Linked DNA regions of Mus musculus: region 1 is linked to region 2. The links are chromatin loops, found by intact Hi-C in ENCODE. Cell type or tissue: heart. All regions are shown on one strand. Links, peaks and the distances in the headings refer to the core of each region. The heading gives the core; the rest is flanking DNA. Region 1 holds the start of Sgf29 (SAGA complex associated factor 29). Region 2 holds the start of Mapk3 (mitogen-activated protein kinase 3).

Region 1 (2,911 bases), core at 171-2,670, 110 kb after region 2:
AGACGCAGACGTCCTAGGATACATGTGTCAGCCAACACAAGAGTGAGCTGGAGAGTGGATGAAGTTACTGTTGTGAAAATGGACACCTTTAGAGCATGTGCAGTCTGTAATCTCAGCACTCGGGATTGGGGGAGGAGGACTGCGATCTCACGGCCAGGTTGGGCTACCAAAAACTAAGCTTTTGAGAAAGTAGTAAAATGTGCTGATGTCTGGGACTCACATCAGCTGCCGGCATCTAGACTAGCCAGCTCCAGCCGCTTCCCACCTCTTCAGAGAGGTAGGGCGCACGCGCAAGCCCCAGGGCGCCGGCTCCCACAGCCCCGCCCCCTTCCCGTCCAGGGCGCGTGCGCGTCTCCTCAGACGCCGCCTCGGCGAGCCGGGCGCCGGGCAGGAACGCTGGCCTTTCGTTCCCGCGCTGCTTGGAGGTACCTTGCCATGGCCCCGTCCCACCTACCGAGCACAGGAAGAAACAGCACGTCGCGCTGGTAACTGCGATGGCGGGAACAGGCGAATCCCTGGAACGTTTCCTCACAGGGTAGTCTCGCACTTGCGTTCGAAGGTTCGCGGCGCGTCAAGAACCACACACGCTGTTTCTCTTATGAGCGCGGTCGAGCGCGGAGGACTCCTCTGCGCATGCCGGGTACTTCTCTGTGACGTGCTGCATTGCACTCTGGGAAACGTAGTTCTTACTTCGACACCTGTGCTTTGATGTACTTAATCATGATTTAATAGATCAGAGTCAAAGGAACAGAAAAGCATGCGTGAAGCCTCGCTTCGCATGTGAAAGGTGATGGGAGCGGATCCTCTGCACCAGAAGAAAACAACAACAAAACCACATCAGATTGTTGGGGATGAGGAGGGAGGGCCCCAGGACGCAGATGAGAACTCTGTACTTTAAGCTGAAATTTGCCGTGAATTTAAAATGTATCTGAAAATATTTTTAAATTCCAAATAAGCAGTTTTAGGTTTAGTACTTGTATTTTACAGAATCTTCCCAGCAAATAAAAGATTTGGACATGCAAACATTTAGCTACATCTTTGGATACCTACCCTGTGGATGCCTGCCCAGTTAGTGCAGTGGTAGGACACTTGCTTAGCATGGTCCCGGGCTCAGTCCCTAGGGACTGCTCCCACCCTAACTATCCTAATATTTCGTACATAACACCTAAAAAAATCAATATGGTTTGGTGGTTAAGAGCAAGTACTGCTCAATCGTGAAGACCAGAATTAGAATGCCAGCACTTGGGTCAGCTGGCTCAGACTGCCTGTAACTCCAGCTCCAAGGGATCTAATGCCCTCTTTTGGCCTCTGAGGGCACTGCACAGGTGCACATACACATATACATACGCCTGGACATAGAATAAAAATATTTTTGAAAATCTTTTAAAGTTTATAATTACATATTGTTATTCTCTGATAGAATTACAAATGCTATAAGGTCAAGATCATTAGACATTCCCAGTACATAGCACTGTGCCTGGCATACAACAAGCTATCAGATATTTTTCTATTAGGAAACCTTACATTTTAACACTGAAACTATTTTAGCCCCTAGACTAGCAAAGAAATTAATGTATATATATATATATATATATATATATATATATATATATATATATATATATATATGTGTGTGTGTGTGTGTGTGTGTGTGTATACATATATATATATATGTGTGTGTGTGTGTGTGTGTGTGTGTGTGTATGTATATGAATGAGTCTGGGGAGATGCCGAGCAATCAAAAACATGTACTGCTTTTGCAAAGAGCCCGTGTTCAGTTCCCAGTGCCTACAGTAGTGGCTTATAACGATCTGCAATTCCAGCCCCAAGGGTACTGATGTGCTGTCCTCTGGCACCTGCACTCACGTGCACATACCCACACGGAGACACATACTTTTTACAGTTTGAAAAAATAATTTTCTTTCATTGAATCTGTATGTCTAGTCAGTTGTCCTGGTTAATTTTAACAACTTGACAGGGCCTAGAGCCACTGGACAATGCAGTCTTCACTGAGGAATTTCCCAGACAGACCTAGCTATAGGGAATTGTCTAATGGATTATATAGGATTATAGGAGTGCACTACCACGTTACCATGTTAATTCATACAGAAGGCCCAGCCACTGTAGGTAGCACCGTTCTCTGGGAAGGTGATCTTGGACTACATGGAAAAGCTAGTGGCATTTAGAAGACAGAGACAGGTAGATGTCTATGAATGAGGCTAGCTTGTTCTATATAGGGAGTTCAAGACACCAGTGAGACTAGTCTAGGAAGAAAGAAAGAGAGAAAGAAAGAAAAAGGAAGGAAGGAAAGAAGCTAGCCAGGCATGGTGGCACATGCCTTTGATTCCAGTGCTCAGGAAGGAGAGGTGGATTTCTATGACTTTGAGGCCAGCCTGGTCTACAACTCGAGTCCAGGACAGCCAAGGCTATCACACAGAGAAACAGTGTCTTGTTGTTGTTGTTACAAGTGGCAGGGGGCATCAAGACAGGGTTTCTCAGTGTAGTCTTGCCTGTCCTGGAACTCACTCTGCAGACCAGGCTATCCTTGAACACATAGAGATCCACCTGCCTCTGCCTCCCAAGTGCTGGGATTAAAGGTGTCCATCACCACTTGTAGTTCTTATCAAGGTGCAGTGAATGGCTCTATCACCCATCCTGTTTCAGTTCTACATCTGTGAGTTTGGGAAAATCATATTATGAAGAATTCCAGAGTCAAGTGTGATAGCTCACTCCCCAGCACTCAAGAGGCAGAGGCAGGAGGATATCTGTGAGTTTGAGGCCAGCCTGGTTATTCAGAGAGCTCCAGGACACCCTGGATATCCTAGAAAAGCAGGATACACTGGCTCAAACAATTACACAGTTTTTACGGTTTGGTATAGCAGGCCTTTCCACCTGCCAGTGGTATAAGTAA
Region 2 (2,911 bases), core at 200-2,699:
CACACCATACTGGGGCACAGAGCAGAAAGGGATGTGTTCAAGGCCACTCCACTTGGCTGCGACAGACCAGGATCCAAGGCCTGCCAGTGTGCTCTCATGCTCTGTAGACTCTCTGCTAAAAAGTTACTTTGCTGGGGTTTTTTTTTTTTGGAGGGTAGTACAAAAGATGACCACAGACAACAGAGCCAAGCTCCCTAGCTTTACTCTGGGGCTGTGGCTAAGGTGAAGGATACACATCTCTCATGGCTTCCAGGGTGGGCGCTCTGAGGATGTCTCGGATGCCTATAACATTCTCATGGCGGAATCGCAGCAAGATCTGGATCTCCCTCAGCGTGCGCTGACAGTAGGTTTGATGCTCAAAGGGGCTGATCTTCTTGATGGCCACTCTGGTCTTGCGCACGTGGTCATAAGCTGAGCTGAGAGGGCCAGAGAGATGTGGCCTTACAAAGGGGGAATCCAGGCCTGTTGGCCCCACCCAGGTCTTGGCAGGGACTGGAGAGAGGAGGAGAGGGTTCTGGCCAAATGTAAACAATGCTGGCTCCTTCCTGCTGTGAAGGCCTGGGATCTCCAGGGGAAAGCTGGGTATCAGCCAGGCAGCCTTTCAGTGACTTCACAAACAGAGGAAGAGAGTGGCCACTCACCGACTTCCTTTCTCCTGGACCCTCTTACATTCTAGTTGCCCTCACCCTCCTCCCCTTTCCCAAGCTGGACTCTCTCAATCCCAGACAGGTCCAGGGGATAGGAGTTAAATGGAGAAAGTAGATGAAGCCTAGAGGATTCAGTAATGGGACAGGAGAGAAGAGATAAGGAGGGGCAGGCAGGTCTCCCTGTGCGGTTCCTGGGTCAGAGCTGCTCCCATAGGAACAAAGGCCCAGAGCAGAGCACACAGTGGGGCAGCGAGAACTCACAAACCCGTATACCACAAAATAAGGCACATTCTAGAGACCCTTCCCTACTTTGGGCCCCTAGCCTTGCCAGGGGCAGAGGTGCAAAGGTTTGCCCCACCCTGAGCTTTGCTCTCCTCTCTCAAACTCTCTGTCACAGCCTCATCAGGGGGGAACCAAGGCTCCCACTACCTGCTCGTGGGTCCCTCACTCCCCCTTCATCCTCTTAGCTCCACCTTTATCTCTAGGGTCCCCCAGGTGCCCCTCCCTTAACAATACAAGGTGGCTTCAAAGCCTCCAACCCCCCTCCCTGGAGAAAGTAGCGCCTAGTCCTCCAGAAGTCACTGCACGATACTTCCCCTGCGACACTCCCTGAGCCCCCCATGTCCCGAGCACACACCTGCTGTCCCTGCTCCGAAGCCCCCTCCCGGGACGCCCCCTCACCTGACCATGCCGTACGCGCCCTCGCCGATGTACTGCAGCTGCGTGTAGCGTGGGCCCACATCGAATGGCTGCCCCTTCACCACCTCCACCTCCCCGGGGACCACCGGGACGACCCCAGCAGTTCCCCTGGGCTCCCCGCCCCCGCCCCCCGGAGCCGCCGCCGCCGCCGCCATCTCCACTCCTCCCGCCTCCCCCCGCTGCCCCGCCCGCGGCCCCGCCCCTCCCTACCGCCCTGTCACCGCGGGGCCGCGCGCCAGGCTCCGCCCCCGCCCCCGCGCGTCCCGCCCCCGCGCCTGCCGGGCGAGCCTGCGCGGGCCCGAGACGTCACATGGTCTCCTGGGCGCGCACCCGGCTTTCCCGCCTAGTTACGCTGTTCCTTCCCTGCCTTGGCCACTAGGGTACTTTAGTCTGCCAAGAGAGTTCTGCAGCCCCAGGGGCCAGTGGCCCTCAGTAATGCTAAGGGAACCCACCCGGCTTACAGTTAACCTTTGAAGACCTGCCTCACATCTTTGTTTCATTTAAACAGATAGTGGTAATCCAGGCTAGCCCCAAAGGCTCTCTATGTGGTGGAGGTTGGCCTTGAACACATCCTCCTGCCTTTAGGCCTGAGCCATCATACAGATTCAGGATGCTACTAGGCAAGCATCCTACCACTGAGCCACATCTCCATCCTTTCTTTTCTCTCTCTCTTTCTTTTTTAAGAGGGTCTCTTGACATGGAACTGGCTGTTCCAGAACTCACTATGTAGACTAGGTAACCAGGCTGGCCTCAACATACTAACTCGCCAGTGCTAGGATTAGTTAGAAGCTGTATGTATCACCATGCCCAGCTTCCATAATTTCTTATTCGTTTATTTGCCACATTTATTAATTTTGTGTGTTGGAGCGTAAGTATGTCACAGAGCCTGTGTGGAGGTCAGAGGACATCTGATTCCTTCCACCATGTGGGTCCCAGGTGTCCAATTCAGGCTGTCAGACTTGGTAGGAGTGGGCCACCCTGAGTTGCTGAGGGAGTATATCTTACGTTTTATAATGAGGAAGCAATCTGGAGGGTGGTGGACGGCAGGCAGCACTGTGAAGCTGTGAAGTCGGTCCTGACTCCAGTGTGAAGACACAGGCCTGCAGGGGGGCTCAGGTGTGTGCTGAGGCCCCAGTGTCGTACAAATCCTCTGCCTGATTGCCCAGAGGACGTGCAACCCAGCTCACTTCACGGGAGAAGGAGGGAAAGGGTGGTAGCTGTGGACAAAGGTAACTAAATCAATTTAAATTCACTGTCACCTTTTCTCTGTCTCTGTCTGTCTCTGTCTTTCTGTCCCCCCCTCCCCCCACGCTGGGCTGGTAAGATGGTTGGGTAGGTAAAGATGCTTGCCAAGCAAGCCCAAAGATCTGAGTTGGATCTCTGGGACCTTCACAATGGAAGTAGAGAATTAGCTCCTGCAGGTTTTCCTCCAACCAACACAAGCATGCTATAGCATGAATGTGGACAGACACATATTCACACACAAAATAAATAAAATAGAATTTAAAAATTACGTGCATGTCTGCCTACAGGTATGTGCACATGAGTGCAGGTGCCCACCAAGG

Evidence for each region. Peaks named below come from ENCODE experiments on the same cell type or tissue, not always from the same donor. Only the 100,000 strongest peaks of a DNase experiment are listed, where the experiment ranks them.
Region 1: it touches region 2 in a loop (2.6-fold over the local background); 2 of 42 quality-filtered maps call a loop at or near these places.

Annotation. Positions count from the first base shown.
Region 1 is chr7:126,647,021-126,649,931 of GRCm38, reverse strand. Sgf29 (SAGA complex associated factor 29) reads right to left here and starts at 623. Exons shown (of 10, transcript NM_029339.3): 1 at 455-623. In heart, for the core only: CTCF peaks have their summits at 436 and 1,290 (motif pointing left); a DNase peak (open chromatin) is centred at 501; H3K4me3 peaks cover 908 bases; H3K27ac peaks cover 554 bases.
Region 2 is chr7:126,758,236-126,761,146 of GRCm38, reverse strand. It overlaps Mapk3 (mitogen-activated protein kinase 3), which reads right to left and starts at 1,521. Exons shown (of 9, transcript NM_011952.2): 1 at 1,329-1,521; 2 at 234-416. The coding sequence starts at 1,501. In heart, for the core only: a CTCF peak has its summit at 1,735; DNase peaks (open chromatin) are centred at 516 and 1,656; H3K4me3 peaks cover 1,868 bases; H3K27ac peaks cover 2,376 bases.